Linked DNA regions of Homo sapiens: region 1 is linked to region 2. A link is a loop called in an ENCODE intact Hi-C map of the cell type or tissue named here. Cell type or tissue: gastrocnemius medialis. All regions are shown on one strand. Each heading gives the region's core, and the rest is flanking DNA. Links, peaks and the distances in the headings are about the cores only.

Region 1 (10,493 bases), core at 1,514-9,513, 79 kb after region 2:
TCCTCACAATATCACCTATGTTAAGTGCCTGGCGTGAAGTGTCTCTTGAAGGCAAAGTTTGAGAGACCAAATGGCTGCAGCCCTTCATGTCATGGGGACAGCTGGAGAGACTGGTGGCTTCTGACTACACTGGAGTCAGAAGTGATAAACCCAGCTCAAAACATGGACAGAAAACCAGAGAGCATCTTTGATAACCAGAAAAGAATCTCTTTAATATCTTGTAGCCGTAAGACTGATACAACTGAAAACATAACCCTAAATTTGATTCTGCAGGTTGCAGTTACAACACAAGTTGAAGTCACAGCCTTGCCGGAACTCTTATGTAAAGTTTAGGGCATTGGATCTGGAAGGAGTGGGACCCTGAGAATCGTAAAGGGATATTTGGGTGGACTTGAGCAAATCCAAGAACCCTGAACTGAGGAAGAGCAGTGTGAGTACATGGTCAGGGGCTCCATGAATATTCCTGCCTGCAACCCCAGCTTCACAGGCAATTCAGCCTTCTCCACACTGGCCCGGCACTGGCTAGCTGCTCACCTTATGGCTCGAGGCAGGACCCCCCCGCAGCCTTGCAGCTGAGTGGGAAGTTGCTGGAAGTTGTATCTGTTTATTGCTTTTAAGGCTGTCATGAGCAGACATAAGACCTCATATCACACAAGCTTGATGCCACCAAGAGGACGGGAGCTGGGCTGGGTCCTGAGCCCTTCTAGCGGTGTGGCTTTGGCTTGTGACCCCCGACTCAGCCTCAGTATCATCTATCAAATAGGCCTAATAATGGGCATGTCCCGGGACTGCTGTGAAAACGAAGTGGAGTAAGATTGCAACGGGGCCTGGTGAGGTGGCTCACGCCTGTAATCCCAACACTTTGGGAGGCCGAGGTGGGCGGATCATTTGAGGTCAGGTGTTCAAGACCAGCCTGGCCAACATGGTGAAACCCCGTCTCTACTAAAAATACAAAAATTAGCCAGGCATGGTGGTGGGCACCTGTAATTCCAGCTACTCGGGAAGCTGAGGCAGGAGAATTGCTTGACCCGGGAGGTGGAGGTTGCAGTGAGCTGAGATCGCACCTCTGCACTCCAGCCTGGGCGACAGAGCAAGACTCCCATCTCAAAAAAAAGATTGCAACAGGCCTGGCAATTTATCTTTCATTCTGAGTAGCCATGTAACCCCTAGTGGTAACTAGGAGAAATTGTCCTCCAGCAGTCTGTCCCCTCCCTCAGTAGCTGGGGCGGAATGAGATATGGCCCTGGGCCTGGTGCAAGATTTTCACTTGTTTTGGAAGCATTAGCCACAGCTTTTCCTTGATGGGCATGTGTTATCATGAGGCTGGGCCTCACCTCCCTGCATTGGACCAGAAATTCTAAAGGAAGCAACTTCTTATGGCACAGCGGATCTCATGCATGGCATCACTGCCCCTTCCCTAGGAGACCGCACAAAGCCACTCAGCTTCATAGCTGGGCTGTGGCCTCAGAGGCTTTTGTGCCTGGAGGTGGCAGGGAACTGTGGTGTGGGGGCTGGGCCAGCCGGGAAGGTAGAGCCGCCCAGACTGGGGTCTGGGTTCCTGAAGTCACTGTTATCCTGCAGGGAGACCTCAGCCAAGCCCCAGTGACACGCAGGGTCTCGCTCTCCACGCTGAAGGCTGTGCTGAGGGCTGAGCAAAAAGAGGCCAGACACCAGGGAGGGAAGCCCGCCTCCCCCTCCCCACCTCGACCTCCACACCAGTTAAGGCTGACCGGCAGGTTGCTGTGGGGGAAGCGACAGCGTGCAGACAGCACTGCATGCCAGGCCACACCTTTTATGGAAATGTTCCTCTGAGACCTGTTGATGAGCTTGGAGAATGAGGAAGGGGACGGTCCAGCGGCCAGCTGGGTCCACACCCTGCCGCCGGCCCTGAGGAGGGAAGGCACGAGTCACTGCCTATTTTGACCCGGCAAGAAATACAAACCCACAGGGTGAGGCGGGCAGAAAAGCAGCTCTGTGGGAGACCTGCAGGCCCCTGAGCATCCCCTGCCCCAGTCAGGTTCTCGCCCAGGTGCATAAACCGGCCCCATGTGGCGGCATCCTTACCAAGGACCCCCAGGTGACCGGACAGGAGGGGTGAGGCTAGGCTGCCAGGCAGACAGGGTAGCACCAGATGGGATGGGCTGGGGGCTCCAGGGCACGGTGTCTGTGGCAACCCAACCTGGGAAGATGTTATTGCTCTGCTGGAGACCTTGGGCCAGGCCCCGCGAAGCCCTGCCTAGCCCCTTGGCGTGGGTTAGCGGTGCTTTAAGGCAGCCCGAGGCGAGGAGGCCAGGTCATACCTGCGGGAGCTTGATGAGGCCTCATGAGAAAGCCCTAGTCTCAGTTCCTGGGCCCGGGGCCTCTGCAGGCCTCCACCACCCCATGCTGCCTAGTTCAAGTATTTGTTGTGGGCTGGCCAGATCAAGAGTCACCTGCTAGAACACAGGGGTAGGAATCTTAGGTGGGAGTGGGAACAGAGTGGCACCAGGCCCATTCCCTCCTGGCTCTCAAGGTCCATGCTGGCCCTCAGGGGCTTCCTGTGGGGGACTCTTTGTGCTGTCACTGCAAGGGACCCTCCTGCGGATGGGCTGGAGGCCACAGGGACATGGCCCCAGCTCACTGAGCTCCTGAGTGGTCATGATTGACTATGTGCTTGAACTTGGGGAGGGACGTGTAGATGGGAAGGGGGTGACCTTAGGGAGGGTAAAAGAGGACCCTAGCTCTGCTGCCCTGGGACAGTAAGGGGAAGGCCCAGGCCTGGCTGCCCATCCTCTGTGCCTACAACCTGCTCTTTCCTTAAATTCTGCCAGCAATGGGCCACCCCTAGCCCCGGAGCAGCTCAGCCCACCTCCTGCCAGCTGCATCTCCCTGGAGGCCCAGGGCTTTCTCCGACCTCTCACACAAGCCCTTTGCAAAAGAGCTGACTTCCTGGAGGCCAGGGCAGGAGCATCTGCCACAGGTCAAGGGGCAGGGATGTCGGGGGTACTCAGGATGGTGACCCCTCCTGGTCCATGCTGTGACCCACAGCAGGGGTTTCGAGGAGACTCCGGGGCTCGGGGACCCCCATCGGCAGGCTGCCAGGCCTCCCTGCACATGCAGGTCTCCGTGGTCCTGCGTCCAGGCAGGAAGGCCCCTGGGCTGCTGTTGCTGGAGAAGGAATGTGGGGGGTCTCGGTGCCAAGACTGGGGATAGCAAGGAGGTGAGTGGGAAATGCAACCACAGGCCAGCCAGCGCCCGTGCATGGAGTCAAAGGGAGGAGTCAGCATGGTGACCACTGCCCCTGCACCGGGGGAGGAAGGCATGGGGGTCCTGGTGAACCTCTCCCTGTACTGCCCAGAGCCCAGCCTGACTCCCCCCGAAGCCGGGTAGGGATGCATCACTCCGACTAACAAATGTCTCAGCCCTAAAGGGCCCCTGGCTCCAGGTCACCCTCCAGCTCTACAGAAGGGCAGGGACGAATCTGATCCTTGTTAGCACTGACACAAGAGGGCGGGACCTGAGTCAGCCCCAGGGGAAGCCAGCATGCCCTGGAAAGGCTGGTCCCACCAAAGCATGCTAGTGTGTCTCCCAGGCTGCACCCAGGAAGGCTGGGTTGGGGAGGAGCCCAGGGCCAGATGGGCAGCAAAGTGTATCCGGCTGTAGCCAGCCACAAAAGAGGACACTGATGTCTGGCAGCAGCACAGAAACCCCTGTGGCTGATGTTTCTTCCTCTTGGATGCTGAGGGTGGTTTTTGGAGAATAGTCAGCTTCACTCCCACCCCAGCCCCAAGGCATCTCCTCGGAGAAGGCTCAGGCAGGTGGCCAAGGCCAGCAAGGGGCGGGCCTGCAGCTGCTCAGGCCCCCTTGGATCTCCTCCTGGCAGACAGGGGTATAGGGGATAGCAGCCCATGGGGATGGGGCCTTGGTTTCCTGCAGAACCTACACGAGAGGCCAAAAAAAAGATGGGGGTACCAAGGAGAGGAAAACACCCCCGGCACCCACCACCAGCCCGCCTGTAGACTGCATCCTGTGTGTTCACATGTGTGAACCGCACGTACGGTTGAGCCTGGCCAGTGCTCAGTCCTTCACTCTGCTGGTCTCTGTCAGGGAGAGCTGACCCTTTCCAGGGCCCTGCCTGCACTGGGCATGGGGGTCTGAGAAAGGGGCAGCACCGCTGGCAGGTGGGGTCTGGCACTGCCACCCTCAGAAGCTGGCACACGAGGTTTCTTATTGCTCCTCTTGGCTCTGGAGCACACCTTCTTAATTTCCAGAAAGGACACAGGCCCAGGAGAGGTGGCAGCAGGGGTCCCACACTGGCCCTCCTGCTGATCTCCAAGTGGAGCCCGGTGGGCAGGATGCAGGCTGGCTCTAGCCCCTACGTGTGACCCACAGGCCTCCCACGAAGCCGCTGGTCTCTGCAGAGTGAGAGGTGCCGGGACTACCTGGCCTCCTTGCCGCCTCGGTTACCGGGTCACCGCCCATCATTGGTCAGCTGCCTCCAGGGATCTGGACGTGGGGCACAGATGAGTGTCCTTACAAAAATAACTCTGAGTCTGTTCCCAGTGGGACCAGGTTCCTGAGAGCACGTGGGGCCAGGCAAAGGCCACGTGGAAGAGTCCGGCAGGGAGCGCTCCCGCCTGCAGGCCAGGGTTACGGCTGCAGGCGCTCCAGGTACTGCGGCAGGGGGTTCTCCTTGACGTACTTCTGGATGTACCAGCAGGTGAGATGGGCCTTCAGGTCCTCCTCCACCACGAAGTCCAGGGCGGCCTGGGAGCCGGGCAGAGAGGAGAGTGGTCAGGGCCTGCAGCCGGCACCAGAAGGTAGCATTGTCTGCTGCCTCCCCAGGCCCGGCTCCCTGGCCACCCTTCCACTTTGCCCAGGTCAGTAACTCCCTTGAGTTTCAGTGTCACCTGGGATGATCCCCACAGACTGGTCCGGTACACAAGGAAAAAACACATCACCTCTCCCCTACAAGCCCCCTTGCCCCAGGCAGCATGGAGGACAAAGGTTGCCCTGCAATTCTCCTGGCGGGGTGGGGGTGGAGGAGGGGAAGCCGGCAGACGGCCCAGCTAAGTCCCAGCAGCAGCCCTCAGGGGAGTGACGGTCATTCTTTGCTCTGGCTGTAACTCCCTTCATTAAGCCCAAACCTGCTCTCCAGGCAGCCTGGGGTTTGGGATGCCCTGAGGATGAAGGGGTTGGGGGCAGGAATGGGGCTCCTGTGAAGCACCTGCCACACAGGAGGTGTGTGAGGATCTTGGAGGCTCAGCCACGCCAGGGTCTTGCAGAACAGGAGCCTGGGCCCAGAAAGGCGGCCACTGGCCCAGAGAGGACCCAGGGCCAAGAAGCAGGCTGAAGTGGCCACCAGGGCCACCGTCTCCTCGGAGCGAAGGTGGCAGCCCCCATGTCCCCGTCCCCGCTTGGCCCTGCCACCTGCCTGCCCTACCTTGGCAAGGTGCTTGGCGATGCCACGCCCACGGTAGGCATCTGGGACCTCGGTGTGCTGCAGGTCCACGATCCGCTTGCCCACGTACTCATAGAGCAGGACGGCCCGGTCATGACATCCTGGGGGTTGTGGAGACAGGTAAGCCTATGCTGACTCCCATCCCAGCGGACTCAGGCACCAAGACGGGTGGAGGGACAGGCATTTGGAGTCATTCAGCTGCTACAGCTGAATCCTGAATAACCTCTCAGTGCCTCAGTCTCCTCATCCATAAAGTGGAGGTACAATAAAATGTCCTTCATAGGGTGGTTTGGAGGATTAAATGAGGTAACCTCTGTGACGTGCTTACAGCCATGCCTAGAACACTTGAGCCCCACATGAACCTTTGCTACTGCGTCAGTCCTAGCATCCCAGGGCCCTGCCACCCCTTTCTGTAGCCCTGCTCCCTGCATCCCCACCCCACCACATCCCTGGATCTGGGAGTCCCAGAACCCAGCACTGGACACAGAACAGGGCTCAGCAAATCTGCAACTAAGGCAGAGCATGAAGAGATTAGAGAGGCAGCGCTGCGCCACGCATCAGGACCACCTGCTGGACCCTGAGAGAGACGCAGCAGGAAAGATCAGAGGCCTGTGGTAGAGTTCATGAGAAACTGACGCTGGGCACAGGAGGCAGGAACAAACGGGTTTTCACACTCCACCAGGCCTGCCAAGCCTGGAGCTCACCAGTCCACCCCAAACTGCTGCTGGGCAAACAATTAACTGAACTTTTTCCTAATCACAGTTTTTAGTGTCTCATCTATTTGTCTCTCCACCTACCCATCCATCAACCCACCCATCCACTTATCCATCCACCAAATGTTTCCTGAGCCCCAGGTACTGTTTCAGATGCTGGGAGTATAGCAACAAACAAGCTAGACATGGAGTCCTACCCCCATGAAACCGGAAGGGGAGAAAGAGAATAAACATGAAAAGCAAGTGATGTGTAGGATGCCAGGGAATGGGGGCAGGTGAAGACAGGAAGGAGAGGGCACCAGCCATTCTGAGGGAACAGTGTTCTGGGCAGAGGGAACAGCCAGTGCAAAGGCTCTGAGGCAGGAGTAGGCCTGAATGAGGGGCCGCTGGAGTGGGGTGGGTGAGGGGAAGGGCAGAGATGGGGGCAGGGAGGTGATAGGGCAGGTCCTGCAGAGCCTCCTAAGCCTTCTGAGCTGGGCGCCACTAGAAGGCCCTCAGCAAAGGGACAGATGTGATTCACTCTTTAAAATCATGCTGTGTTTCATGAGTTTTAACTTCAAAGCCCCAGAAAATCTGCCCTTAAAGCCTGTGCTGGGCAACACGAGGGGAAGGCTGACAGGCCAAGAGGTCCAACCACTAGTCCAGGGCCACCGGAACTGGGGCCAACGGCAGCAAGGAGGCCTTCTGGCTCTTGGTATCTCCTTTGATTCTCCCCAAAGCCTCAGGAGAGTGGCTACAATTCATCTCCCCATTTCCAGATGAGGAACTACTGAGATGCAGGGATCCAAGTCACACAGCAGGCCAAGATGACGCTGGAGCCCAGGCCTGCAGGTCCTGAGCCACAGCCATTCTTTCTGCTCCACCGACACACCTGCTACTTCCTGCACCCGCCATCGCCTAGGCACTTCCCTCTGCCTGATGCCCTTTCTCCGTTCCTGCCAGGCCCAGCTGAGGGTTCCCCAGCCCCACTCCCCTCATGCCTGCAGCCCCGCCCCCACACCAGCCCTGCTGCCTCCTCCTTGTGGGCCTGACTGTCCTTCTGTGGACTATGCCTGCCACCCTGGCCAAGGCCCAGCTGTGGCCACTGCCGCCTGTCCTGGCTGCACAGCAAGGGATGTGGTTCTTGGCTCCCCACCTGCTGGGGTTAATTCAACTCACCCAGGACAGGAGAGCAGAGATCGGAGGCTATTCTGGGACTGACTCCGTCACCAAGGGAGCTGCCTACCTAGCCTGGCCATTTAATTACCCCAGGCTCATTGAGGGCCTACTGTGTCCCAGTAGGGTTTGGGCTGCAGGGCAGGCAGCAGCGAACAAAACTGATGAAACTCTTCCTCATGGAGATCTTACGTACTGATGAAGACACACAATAAGTAATATCATTATAAATAATACAGGGGCCAGGCACGGTGACCCACTCCTATAATCCCAGCACTTTGGGAGGCCGAGGTGGGTGGATCACCTGAGTTCAGGAGTTCGAGACCAGCCTGGCCAACATGGTGAAACCCCATCTCTACTAAAGATACAAAAATTAGCCAGAAATGGTAGCGGGTGCTTGTAATCCCAGCTACTTGGGAGGCTGAGGCAGGAGAATCACTTGAACCCGGGAGGCAGAGGTTGCAGTGAGCTGAGACCGCATCATTGCACTCCAGGCTGGGCAACAAGGGCAAAACTCCATCTCAAAAAAAAAAGAAAAAAAAAAAAAAAGCTGAGCATGGTGGTACACACCTATGGTCCCGGCTATTTGGGAGGCTGAGGCGGGAGAATCACTTGAGCCCAGGAGTTTGGGGCTGTAGTGAGATATGATTGTTATCACTGCATTCCAGCCTGGGTGACAGAGTGAGACCCTGTCTCTAAATAAATACATACATCACAGAGGCCACACAGGTGATAAGCTGACAGGTGCCAAGGATCACTATACAGCAGAGGAGGGGTGGGGAGGGGCAGGGCTGCCACTGTAAAGAGGGCATACAAGGACCCCAAAGGACATGTGGGGTATGAGCCGCCCACTGGTGAGAACAGCACGTGCAAAGGCCCTGGGGTAGGAGGTTGAAGGAAGAGCAAGGAGGCCAGAGTGGCTGGGCCCAAACAAGCCGGGAGTGAGGGTTGGGAAACCAAGTCAGAGATCCTGGGGCCAGACCACACAGGGCCCTGCAAGCCACCAAAAAAACCTCAGCTTTTGCTCCAGCAGTCTCTGCAGAGCAGGGAGGTGGATACAAGAAGCCTGGCAAGCTCATTACTACTCCTCTGTGCACACCCTGCGTCAGTGTTTCTGGAGTAGCCACCTGGGCCATGGATGGACCTGACCCTGGGAGTCCTCAGAACTTCTCTGCCTCCCATTGACCCTCAGTGATCGCACAGCTCAGCCACTACCATATTCCAGGCACCCAGCTCGGCGTAGACACCCAAGAAATGTTTGTCCAACTAAAACAACTGCTTTCTGTCTTTGCCAGACACACACTAGGGCCTTGTGGCAGACCTGTGGACAACTGGCTGGACCAGCATGCTGGCCTTCCCACAGCCAGGCCTGCACCTCAGGCTGTGGCTCCCAGGAGACAGCAGGACAGAAGCGGTGGTGGCCCAAGCGTGTGCAGCCCCAGCACAGGGCAGGCTCGTGCTCTGCTCTCTCCACACAACGATCCTCACAACCATCCCACTAAACACGATTCTCACAGCCCCATGTACAGATGGGGAAACCGAGGCCCAGGAGGGAGGAAGGTGGTGGTGATCATCCCGGGACAGGTCAGTTCTCTGGGGCAGAGAGGTGTCGGGACTGGGGTAAGATCACCTGGCAGAGTTGAGACTGGAACTGAGGGCCCTGCCCTGCCCTAAGCTTGCTCCTGTGGCTCCCAAGTGACAAGTCCTGCCCCCCTGTGCTAGTCTGAGGTCTGGAGCTCTCAAGGCAGCTCTTAGAGCCTAGCCCAGATAAGGGCCTATGGCCTGGACCAGGCCTAGAGGCTATGCCTGTGTCACTGTGAGCCGAGACAGCAGGATCCACAGTGCCCAGAAGTGAAAGCGTGGCTGACAGTGCTACCCTGGTGTCCTGCTGTCCCGTCATGGGTGCTGCGGGCAGTCAGGGGAGGCCTCTGGGCAGGTGACGTTTGGGCTCACCTGGAATGAGAGTCACGGAGGTGTATGGAGTTGACTGGGGATAGGGCTGAGTCAAAGGAGGGTCTTCAGGCTGAAAGGGGAACAGAGGGCATCTGGGGTGGCCACGGTGGTGGTGGGGCTGTATGTGAGGAAAAGACCGAGTTTAAATGGACACCCTACATGGGCCAGACCACATGGCACTGGGCCAGCGAGGAGCCAGGCTCCTGGGCAGCAACCTCGGAGCATCTGGCCAGGACCTGAACCCCACCTTGGAGGGCCTTCAAAGGCCACCCAGTCACAAGTGTTACACCCATGACACAGGCCACAAATGCAATACCGGTCCTCACGCTCAACTCCTTGTCCTGCCCCAAACCTGCCTGGACATCCCAGGAAAATGCCCAAGTCCCCAAAGCTTGACCAAGGTCCTTGGCTCCTCCTCACCTTTTCTCATCTGACCTGACCCTCGGCAGGACCGTGGACATGGCTTTCTAAACATGCCTGGGGTCCAGCTGCCTCTCTGGCCTCCCTGCCTTGGTGGCTGCTCCCCTGCCTGTCACCTTTCTGCCCAGGGCCTCCGGGGACCCTTCCTTCTCATTTCAGGTGAGCCCAAAGGTCACGTGCCCAGAAGCCTCCCCTGACCACCCGCAGCCCCCATGATGGGACAGCAGGACACCAGGGTAGCACTGTCAGCCACGCTTTCACTTCTGGGCACTGTGGATCCTGCTGTCTCGGCTCACAGTGACATAGGCATAGCCTCTGGGCCTGGCCCAGGCCCTTATCTGGGCAGCTCTAAGAGCTGCCTTGAGAACTCCAGACCTCAGACTAGCACAGGGGGGCAAGACTTGTCACTTGGGAGCCACAGGAGCAAGCCTAGGGCAGGGCAGGGCCCTCAGTTCCAGTCTCAACTCTGCCAGGTGATCTTATGCCAGTCCTGACACCCCTCTGCCCCAGAGACCTCACCTGTCCCTGGATGATCACTACCACCCTCCTCCCTCCTGGGCCTGAGAACCCCACCAGCATCACGTGACTGGTTTGGGAAAAGTTAAAGCTACACTGCTCGTGGGGGACCCGTCCCTGGGTCTCTGCACCCCCATGCTCTCTCTGCCCCTCCTGAACCTCGGGACCAAAGGGGGCCAGGAAATTGTCAGGGGAGGCGATCACAGAGAAAGACCAAAGCTTGCAGACAGGGGACAGGGGCAGGACCTCTGGGAGATGTGGAGTCTGCAGAAGACATTGACCTCTGCTTTCTCCAC
Region 2 (10,493 bases), core at 1,340-9,339:
AGCCTGGGTGACAAAGTTAGACTCTGTCTCAAAAATAAAAAAATTTAAAAAATTAAAAATGAACAACACAACAAAAAAAAATGGACAAAAGATCTGAAGAGACCTGAGTGAAGAAAATATACAAGTGGCAAATAAGCATATGAAAAGATGCTCTGCATCATATTTCATAAGGGAAATGCAAATTAAAATGACAGTGAGATACCACCACTAAATAGGATGGCCAAAATCCAGAACATTGACATCACCAAATGCTAGCAAGGAAGTGGAGCAATAGAAACTCTTATTCATTCCTAGTGGGAATGCAAAATGCTATACCCACTTTGGAAGACAGTTGGTAGTTTCTTACAAAATGAAATGTACTCTTAACATACACCACAGTAATCACACTCCTTGATATTTACCCAGATAAACTGAAAACCTATATCTACTCAAAAACCTGCACACAGATGTTTATAGCAGCTTTATTCATAATTGCCGAAACTTCGAAGCCACCAAGATGTCTTTGAATGTATAAACTCTGGTACATCCAGACAACTGAATATTATTCAGTACTAAAAAAAAATGAGCTATGAAGCTATGAAAAGACATGGAGGAAACTGAAATGTATATTACTAAGTGAAAGTAGTCAATCCGGAAAGGCTATGTACCATATGTTTCCAAGTATATGACATTCTGGAAAAGGCAAAACTGTGGAGATAGTTAAAGGTTCATGGGTTGGGGAGGAGGGAGAGATGAATAGGTGGAGCACAGAGGATTTTTAGGGCAGTGAAACTATTCTGTATGAAACTACAATGATAGATATATGTCAGTATACATTTGTCCAAACCAAGAGAATGCATAGCACTGAGAGTGGGCACTAATGTAAACTTTGCCCTCTGGGTAACAATGATGTGACAGCATAGGCGCATGGGTTTTAACAGTGTAACACCGGTGAGGGATGTGGATAATGGGGGAGGCTGTACTTGTGTGGACACAGGGGTGTATGGGAACTCTACTTTCCGCTCAGTTTTCCTGTGTACCTAAAGTTTGTCTTAGAAATTTTATTAATAAAAAAATGGCAGCTATGAGGCAGTAGAACAGTATGTTCAAAGAATATACATGAAATTCTGTATCTAAAACTATCCTTCAAAATTGAAGGTAAGATAAAGACATTCCCATATAAACAAAGACTGAGATAATTGGTAGATTGTAGATTTGTCCTTCAAGAAATGCTGTATTAAAGGAAGTCCTTTAGGCTAAAAGGAAATGACTCCAGACATTATCTTGAATCCCCAGGAAGAGGGCCTTGTGAGAGAAATAAGAAGAGAAGACATGTATCTGTGAAGAAAAGTGGGAAATCTAACAGTGGGTGAAATAGATTGATTACTTACTGTATGACTGTCCGAAAGAGACACAGCCGTGTCCTCAGGAAATATTTGCTAGGACGCTTGGTAAAAGAAAGTGATAGGGCACCTGCTAGGCTATTTTTAAATGAAATCATAGATGTTGGGAGTGGCACAGCCTTCTCAGCTCATGACACTTTGCTTCCCAGTCAGTTCTTCCCACATGTGCCCTTCCTCCTCTGTGTTTGCTGGCATTAAAAGTCAGTGTACTAAACGTTTTCAGGAGAGTTGTTATATAAACTTTCAAAACCTCCCTTAGAATAAAGAGCATTTTCTAGTTAAATTTCACAAAAATGTTTTTCACACAGCTCTAAAAATAACTTGGAATTCAGGGTGAGCCATCATCCTAGATAAATTACAGTAAGGCACATTTGTCTGAGAGAAAGGGAGCCAACAGAGACATGATGATTTATCTAACTTTGTGAGGAAACCAAGACAGGAATTTGTTAGAATTCAAAGTATTATGATTTCAACCATGAGACTACATGAAATTAAGCAACATTTAATGTTTAATCCCTAGCGAATGACATACTTTTGCTCTGGGATGTGATTTGTTTGCCGTAATTCGTTTTAGTGATATTTTGCTGAGATAAAGCTGCAGGAATGTTTGCTTTTCTTATGGCAACTGGCAAATAGTTAAAATGGACTGTGAGAACATTTGTTCTTCAGGATTCTGTTTAATACTGAGTGTAGGCAAATAAAACAACACATCTGGGCTCTGTTTTTTTCTGTAATCTGATGGTATTGGATTAGATTATTTCCATGATACAATCTTATTCAACAAACATTTATGAAGTTCTCACCACATAGATGGTGTGGGAGTCAGAATAAAAGGCCAGACCCTCAGAGAACTGCTGTCTTGGGAGGCACGTGGCAGTGAAGGGAAATCATTGTGATGTTTTGTGAGATGCTATGGAGGCTACACTGAAAAGGAAGTGATTAACCCTGTCCAGATATGGAGGGCAGGGTTGCTGGGTGGCTTGAAAGGTTTCAGGGAGATGGTGCCCAAGCAGGACTTGAAGATTGGATAGGAGTTATCAAAGAGGACAGCAGGCAAGAACGAACTTCTAGAGACCCAATTTTTCTTCTGCTTTCTACTTATCAAAAAGTATTTAGCATTGAGAGTGTTTTCTATAATGAAGGCTCTTAAAATTATTATTTAATATTTCTTGAACATGCTTGGTACCATTTAAAATACAGGTTTAGGCCGGGCACAGTGGCTCACGCCTGTAATCTCAGCACTTTGGGAGGCTGAGGTGGGTGGATCATCTGAGGTGAGGACTTCGAGACCAGCCTGGCCAGCATGGAGAAACCCCGTCTCTACTAAAAACACAAAAATTAGCTGGTTGTGGTGGCGGGCACTTGTAATCCCAGCTACTCAGAAGGCTGAGGCAGGAGAATCGCTTGAACCCGGGAGGCAGAGGTTGCAGTGAACCGAGATCGCGCCACTGCACTACAGCCTGGGTGACAGAGCAAGACTGTCTCAAAAAAAAAACCAAAAAAAACCAAAAAACAAAAAACACAGGTATAATCTAAATAATCAAGTTAAATTAGAAACGGCTTTGGTACATTGTCAGGACACTAGGGGGACATTTACTTCTGGAGTTTTTTTCAGTTCTGTGTATTTTACTTCTTGAGTCTTTGTGCTGACCACTCTATTTCAGTGAATTGAGTTCCCTTTAAAAAGCATATCAGAAAGTAAAACTGCTTTTGTTGTGTTTCTATTCAGCTACAAATCTCCCAGAGTCTGCTTGCAGTGAAGTGTTAGTAATGAGGTCTCTTCTGTCCCCACTTCAATGCCGCCGTGAAGAAAATCCCATGAAATGTTATAAGGCATTTTAGTGGATGGAAAAGCAATATAAATGACCAGATTACCTAGGTGCTTAAAATTGCATCAGGTGGCCTCCTTGTAGCCCTTGCCACATGGTAATTAAATGTTTGTTACTGATTGTTCTCCTCACTGGCTTAGTCCACACACACAGTGGCATCAGGGGCTGGGTCTTGTTGATTCACTGATATCCAAGCTCCACATCCTTAGGGTGTGATCACAGCTCACTGCAGCCTCTACTTCTGGGTCTCAAGTGATCCTCCCACTTCAGCCTCCCAAGTAGCTAGGACCACAGACATGTGCCAGTATGCCCTGCTAATTTTTGTATTTTTGGTAGAGACGGGGTTTTACCATGTTGCCCAGGCCAGTCTCAAGCTCCTGAGCTCAAGTGATCCTCCTGTCTTGGCCTCCTAAAGGGCTGAAATTACAGGCATGAGCCACAGCACCTGGCTATGCTGCTCAATCTTGAGTGCAGATATTGTCAATTGTTGTGCTTTTTTTTTTTTTTTTGAGACAGGGTGTCATTCTGTCTCCTAGGCTGGAGTGCAGTGGCATCATCATAGCTCACTATAACCTCAAACTCCTGGGCTCAGGCAATCCTCCCACCTCAGCCTCCTGAGTAGCTGGGACCACAGGTGCATGCCACCACACCTGGCTACTTTTTTCACTTTTTTTATACAGACGGGGTCTCACTCTGTTGCCCAGGCTGGTCTCAAACTCCTGGGCTCAAGCAGTCCTCCCGCCTCAGCCTCCTGAGTAGCTGGGGATTACAGGCATGAGCCACTGGGCCAGCCTTGCTTAATTAAGTTTCTGAAACTGATGCCTGTAGATAGTTCCTCTTAGATACTCTAGTTGACGCTGTAGCATCTCCTTTTAAACTAGATTCCTGAACTCCTAGATTTCTGACCTCATATTTATGTTGGCATCTTGTCTGTCTTGTTGCTGTTGTTATATGTAATTTTTAAAGACAATAATCTGATTTAGGAGTCACAAACCAGCAGTGGCCTCGGCCAGGTGCGGTGTTCGGCCAGCACAGCAGTTTGAATTGTTTTGACTTTGAATGAAGTCTTCAGGCAAGGCTTGTACTTTGGACAGCCCACTACTCTGTGTTGTTTCACACTGATTGTTTCTTTCATTATCACAATTATTTAATTTTTGTGTTTCTTTGTATATTGTCAGTCTTCCATAGGGGCTGCCTCCATGAGGTCAGACAGCTTTTCTCCTTCGTTCATTGCCCTCCACCCCAGCCCTAGCCCAGTGCCTGGTACCAGAGGGCACTTGAGAAGTGTAGTTGAGTGGATGAGTGCACGACATCCAGGATCTGAGGTGATCCCTGGTGTGGGTGTGAAGGAATACGGTTGGTCTTTCTACCAAACATACTCAAACATGACGAGCCCTTAAAGCTGCCAGCTTGGCTGCTATTGCTTGGAACGTTTCTGAAATCCTCTCTGGGAATTGCCTTTTTTCAGTCAGTTTATGATTCAACAGCACAGTTGTTCAAGATTTTCATATTTACAAAGTGCTTTCCTATGCATTTTCCTATTGGAGCGATCATCCCCATTCTGAGGTGAGTGTGCTTAGTTTCAAGTAGTGAATGAATCTGCCTGTGTTGCACAGCAAGTATGCAGCATGGTGGTCTTGTCCCCCTCCCCCATGCTGGCTTGGTGTTTTCTCTTCTTCACCACCACAGTCAGTGCCTTGTCCAGTTTCTGTCAGGGGTGGGTGCGGGGGGCCTGGGGCTCTGGTGTGTTTTCTAGGAAAGAGAGTGACATTATTCCAGTGTCTTCTGGTAACACTATATTCACTTTTTTTTTCTTTTTTTTGGGACAGGGTCTCACTCTGTCACCCAGGCTGGAGTGCAATGGCACCATCTCCACCTCCTGTGTTCAAGCTGTCCTCCCACTTCAGCCTCCCAAGTAGCTGGGACTACAGGCGCGTGCCACCATGCCTGGCTAATTTTTAATTTTTGGTAAAGATGGGGTTTCGCTGTTGCCCAGGCTGGTCCCAAACTTGTGAGCTCAAGCAGTCCACCCATCCTGGCCTCCCAAAATGGTGAGATTACAGGTGTGAGTCAACTGCGCCTGATCTAAATTCACTTTAAGAAGCATATTAAGGCCGGACGTGGTGGCTCAGCATTTTGGGAGGCTGAGGTGGGCAGATCACAAGGTCAGGAGTTCGAGACCAGCCTGGCCAGTATGGTGAAACCCCGTCTCTACTAAAAATACAAAAATTAGCCAGGTGTGGTGGCGTGCGCCTGTAGTCGCAGCTACGCGGGAGGCTGAGGCAGAAGAATTACTTGAACCCAGGAGGTGGAGGTTGCAGTGAGCAAAGATCGCGGCACTGCTCTCCAGCCTGGGCAACAGAGCAAGACTCCGTCTCCAAAAAAAAAAAAAAAAAACCACATTAAAAACCAAAATTGTGTGTGTCCAAGTTCCTAGGTAGCCATAGTAAGTGCTATAATTGATAAGGAGGGCTTTAGGCCATAATGAACAGACAGACTTGGCGCGGGCTCTGCCTCCTGTTCATTGTCACCGCACTCCTGTGCCATCATATTACAGGGCCCGGGGCTGGGCTTTGGCACCTTTCTCCGCCCCCCCTCACAGGATTGCCGGGAAGCATGTGCTTGGCATCTTACTGGAGAGCAGAGCTCACTTCAATGTGGCTGCTCTTCCCAGGATTGAACACTCAGGAGCCTGGTCTGAAATCTCCAGCCTTCCTTCAGGTTTTATTTTTACTAAAGCCAGCCTGTACTCTTTTAAACCAGGGAGCTGAAGGCTGGCTTCTGAAAATACACCCCACAGGCCACTCTGCCGTGGCTTGTTCAGGCATTCCAGGGAGGGCTTGCTGACCTGAAGGTGTCCTCTGGCCCAGGTCAAAAGACCAGAGAAGACACTGGCGCCAGGAACCGCCACTGGCAAGGTAGCTGCCATCTGAGGTAGGATATTGTTCTTTTTTTTTTCCAGTCGAAGGCGGCCTTAATGTGGCTTCTCAGACATTTGAGACCAAAAAAAAAAAAAGGCAGTTTGACCCTGCCTTTACTTTCTGAAAATGACAGAAGCTTTCAGATATATTTCAAGATATGGGTCATAAGCATGACCCATAGTTTATGTCACCTTAAATAGAGCAGCTGATTAGAACTGGCCATTGGTTATAAAATAAAAGAGTACGTGTAGGTTTGTGGGAGCAGGATCCTAACTGCTTTAGCAATACTAAGCCACTCCTTGCCGTGTGATTTCAGTGTCTTTCCTTCCAGTTGGAACTCCTCTCTGCCCTTTAGCCTGATTTTCTTGTGTGTAACATGGCAAATTATTTCATGGCTAATCCTTCTTACAGACCTGAAATTGTTCTTTTTAAAAAAAACTTTGGTGGGTTTTGAGATCCCCTCCTTTGATTCTCAGATGTGGCTGTTAGTAGTTTAATTTCTGTATGTGGTTTCTGAGTAGCTTCCAACAACCTATTTTTGTTAACAGTTCTTTAAAAAAAAAAATGCTCGAGAGAAAGGAATCTTAGGAACGGATTCCGTCTGTGAAATGCAAGGGAGAATTTTGGCCAAAGTAGAAGGAATGGAATGGATGACATAAAGGGTGACATTTGTGCTCAGAGTTGATTTCTTGGTGATAGTCTCATGTCTAATTTGAGGTTCCAGAAGCCCTTTAAAGGGTGGATGAGCTGCACAAATGGATGTGAGGGAGTTACACAGTGGTGGGTTCAGCAGAAAGTAAAGGAGCAGCAGAATCACAGAGAGAAGCCCCGAACTCTGGCTGCCCGGGCCCAAGGAACCCTCACCCTTAGCGGGACTTTGCTACCTTTGCACTCTTTTAACCTGGGTCTAGAGCTCATGGATCTGGCAAGGGATGAAAATATAAGCAGACAGTATTAATATGTGAGCCCCTGAGCTCTCTCCCTTCCTCACGCCAGTTCGTGAGTCTCATCAGTGTGAGACTGTGTTTCAGGTCTCTTGCCCAAGGACTAAGAGTGTGACTATGACTGCACACATTCCATGTGTAGGTGGTGCCCTCTGCTTCCAGATGCCGTGTGCACTATGGTTTCTATTTGAGGGGCTCTCACCTTCTTTTTCTGGCTTCACTCTCTCTCCCCATGTCTCTGTCCTGCTTTCTGCCATGGCTCACAGTGGTGCTAGACAGACTCTGTCCCTTCTTTCTACAAGCTGATCTCCAAATGCTGAAAATCGTGAGCCAGATATTTTTTCCCAGTCCCTTTTTATACCATCAATCTTGCCTTCTCAGTCCATGATCTGGCTATATATCTGAAACTAGCAGTTAATAAGGATTTTGGTATAAAATGCATGATTGATAAATATATTAAAGTTTATACATATATATAAATCCTTCTTGTATGCCATTTTCAAAGAAAACAGGCCTCCCTTTGACCTTGCTTTATGTAGATTTATTTCCTAATCTGGAAATGTGGCCAGCTAGAACACTGTTCCTTTCTTCCACTGTGAAGCTGTCCTTTTAGCTGGTAGAAAGCCCTGGACACCACAGCAAGGTGGTGGGGCTTTCCATGGCTAGCTCTCATGGTCATCCTGACTTCCAAAGACAAGCTAGGAAAGTGTTGGCACAGCTGTCTCTAAGAACCCAAGAAGGCCCAGCAGTGTGGCCACATGCCCTGCATAGTGGAAGAACTATTAGGAGGGCTTTCAGAGTTTGAAAAACTCTGGAAAGAGTCGGGATTATCAATATGAACAACTTCATCTAGTCAGGAAAGTTATGCTGGAATTGAACCTGATTCTCAGATAAATGGCTCACTCTGGGGTGTCTTTTCCCACCATGGTCATTCTTTGTTAGCAGGGGAGAGTTGGCACTGGATTTTGTTTTTTGTTTGCTTTTGAGACAGGGCCTCACTTTGTCACCCAGGCTGGAGTGCAGTGGTGCAATCTTGGCTCACTGTAGCCTCAACTTCCTAGGCTCAAGCAATCCTCCCACCTCAGCCTCCCAAGAAGCTGGGACTACAGACGTGCACTACCATACCTGGTTAGTTTATGTGTTTTTTGTAGAGACGGGATTTCACCATGTTGCCCGGGCTGGTCTTGAATTCCCAGGCTGAAGCGATCCCCCTACCTCAGCCTCCCAAAGTGCTGGAATTACAGGCGCGAGGCACTGCGTTTGGCCTTGGCACTGGCTTTTAATTTGCTTTGCATTCTGATTCGATAGCACTTTACCAGACTGAATGCAGACATGCGCTCTCCCCACAGACAGCGGCCCGGGCCAAGGATGGATCCCATTCACCCGGCGCCATGTTTGCCTCAGGCAAAGTGGTCTCCAGGGCCAGGAGACCAAGGCTGGCCTGTGATGTTGTGTCAGGTGCTCAAGGAATCCCAGAAGTGTACAAGACGGTGTGTAGTTTTCGCTCTTTTCTTCATGTCATGGATTGCTGGCTTGAGTTTTAATTAGGTTGCATGAAAGTGCAATTTGTTGGGAACTTTAATCATCTTCCACTGGGGAGCCTTGCTGGGCTGGTTTATTTTCATCCTGCTCCTCCCTGGGTGTGAAGACGGGGTTGAGGGACATTTTAGTACCTGTCTGCTCTCTCCTGCTTTGCTGGCCTTGATAACCACATTTTCTAACACAAAACTTGGGACATGAGAGCCTGACTTCTGCCAATGTTGTGGAGTTTTTTCCTATTTGTTAATTTGATTAAACTGAAAGGTTTATGAAAATATAGAAGTTAAACAACATTGGACACTTAATACATTTAATGAGCTTCCTTTATTTGGAAAGAACCACACTTCACAAGCCAGGGGTCCCTTCAGACAGTCTTGGGAGTCGGATTGCTGGGAGGTGAGGTCCTGATCCAGGAACTTTGAGTTAATGGTGGTCATTATGATGCTGGTGGCAGCTGTGTTCCCTCTGTGTACAGATGAATTCATCCAACCTCATAACAAACCCAGGAGGGAGGTCCTCTCACAACTTCAGCTCAGAGGCGAGGACACTGAGGCCCAGGGCAGTGAGGCCCCTTTGCCAGGCTGCCAAGTGACTGGGCCAGGGTGTCACCCAAGCCAGGCTGGCTTGAGGGTTCATCCTCATGACCCCTGCACTGCCGCTGTTGTGCTGCAGTTAGTGTTTTTCAAGTGGTCTCTGAGTTTTGAGAAGCGACAGGCTGCATACTTGGCTCTTGACCCCCATGACCTCGGTGGCACTGTGCCTCAGCCCCAGGTTGTCAATTTGAAATTGGGTGGACTTCACAGGCACTGGCCTCCAGGGGCCCACGGAGGAGTGTTCGGAGGGGTTTCCACCCAACACGCCTAGTGGGGCTCTGGGTCCCGGCCCCAGAGGCTGAGCCCTACTATCCTTCCCTGAGCTGAGGCCCCCACCCCTTTCATACCTCAAGCTCATCCTGGGCAGTGGCTGGGCCCTGGGCCATTCTGGACAAGGCAGGGTGGTCCTACCCTGAGACCTACCTGGTACAAAGACCTGGGATTGCAGTGAGAAAAAAGCTTTTACCAAATAGCCATCCAGCCGGGTTGAACTCTTCCCAAGCCCCCACCCCTCAACCAGCTTATTACATGCAAGTTTTAAGCTATCCTTGCCTGGAGCCTTCTCTTGCCTTTTGTCAATTGCTGTAATTTTCTGGTAAAGCTATATCAACAAAATGGCAACCATTCCTGCCTCCCACTGTTTATCCCTCCTTCCCCTAGGAAACCCTCCCACATTCCCTGTTTTCAGGATCTTGGTCCCGTGCAGGACTCCAGGCAGCACCCACAGAACCCTGGAGTGGCACAGGCCTCGGTGCCTACTCTACAGCTTTCCTGAGCACTTCTCAGATTCCACACAAAGGGTCCTTGGGACCCAGCATAGCCTGCAGGCAAGAACACCTGGTCAGAACTTCCTCTTGGGGCAGGGATGGTACCAGTAGTGCCTGGTGAAAAGCTTGGTGCTTTAGATACCACCTTAATCCCCAGTTCATACAATGGAGGCTTGGCATAGTGTAGGGCAAGAGGGAGCTTTATCCATGCAGCAGATAGTAGCTGAGGTGTTTTCAGAGGTGGATTAAGTGGCAGTTGATGGGAAACTGTCATTTTTACAGTCCAAGAATGTGGCTGTTTTTTATGGTGGTTAAGAATTCAGGTGTATCTGGAAAAGCAGGTGAAAAAGTAAATGCTAATCTAGTTCAGTTGACAGTTCCGTTGCAGTAGAATCCTCTTGTAGGGGGCAATTTAGCATAGATCAGGACAGCCACCCTGAACATGAACTTCAGGATCAAAGCGACTTGGTGCATAGATGGATGTGTGTTGGGAGTCCACAGTGTTCCTGGCTTCACTC

The links. A loop is a pair of places that touch in the nucleus more often than their neighbours do. Peaks named below come from ENCODE experiments on the same cell type or tissue, not always from the same donor. Only the 100,000 strongest peaks of a DNase experiment are listed, where the experiment ranks them.
Region 1: a loop joins it to region 2, with 4 times the contacts of the local background. A loop is called at or near these places in 5 of 110 quality-filtered maps.

The regions. Positions count from the first base shown.
Region 1 is chr17:21,238,684-21,249,176 of GRCh38, forward strand. NATD1 (N-acetyltransferase domain containing 1) reads right to left here. Exons shown (of 3, transcript NM_152914.3): 2 at 5,423-5,541; 3 at 187-4,746. The coding sequence ends at 4,630. Among named protein-coding and RNA genes, the nearest start is that of NATD1, 9.5 kb to the right of the region's middle. RefSeq lists enhancers at 170-914, 1,660-2,404, 5,383-6,125, 10,357-10,493. In gastrocnemius medialis, for the core only: a CTCF peak has its summit at 4,635; DNase peaks (open chromatin) are centred at 3,488, 4,508, 5,512, 7,228 and 2 weaker places; H3K27ac peaks cover 8,000 bases.
Region 2 is chr17:21,160,327-21,170,819 of GRCh38, forward strand. The region is part of intron 1 of DHRS7B (dehydrogenase/reductase 7B); the gene reads left to right. Among named protein-coding and RNA genes, the nearest start is that of DHRS7B, 39 kb to the left of the region's middle. In gastrocnemius medialis, for the core only: CTCF peaks have their summits at 2,955 and 4,061; DNase peaks (open chromatin) are centred at 1,505, 5,805 and 7,165; H3K4me3 peaks cover 1,208 bases; H3K27ac peaks cover 8,000 bases.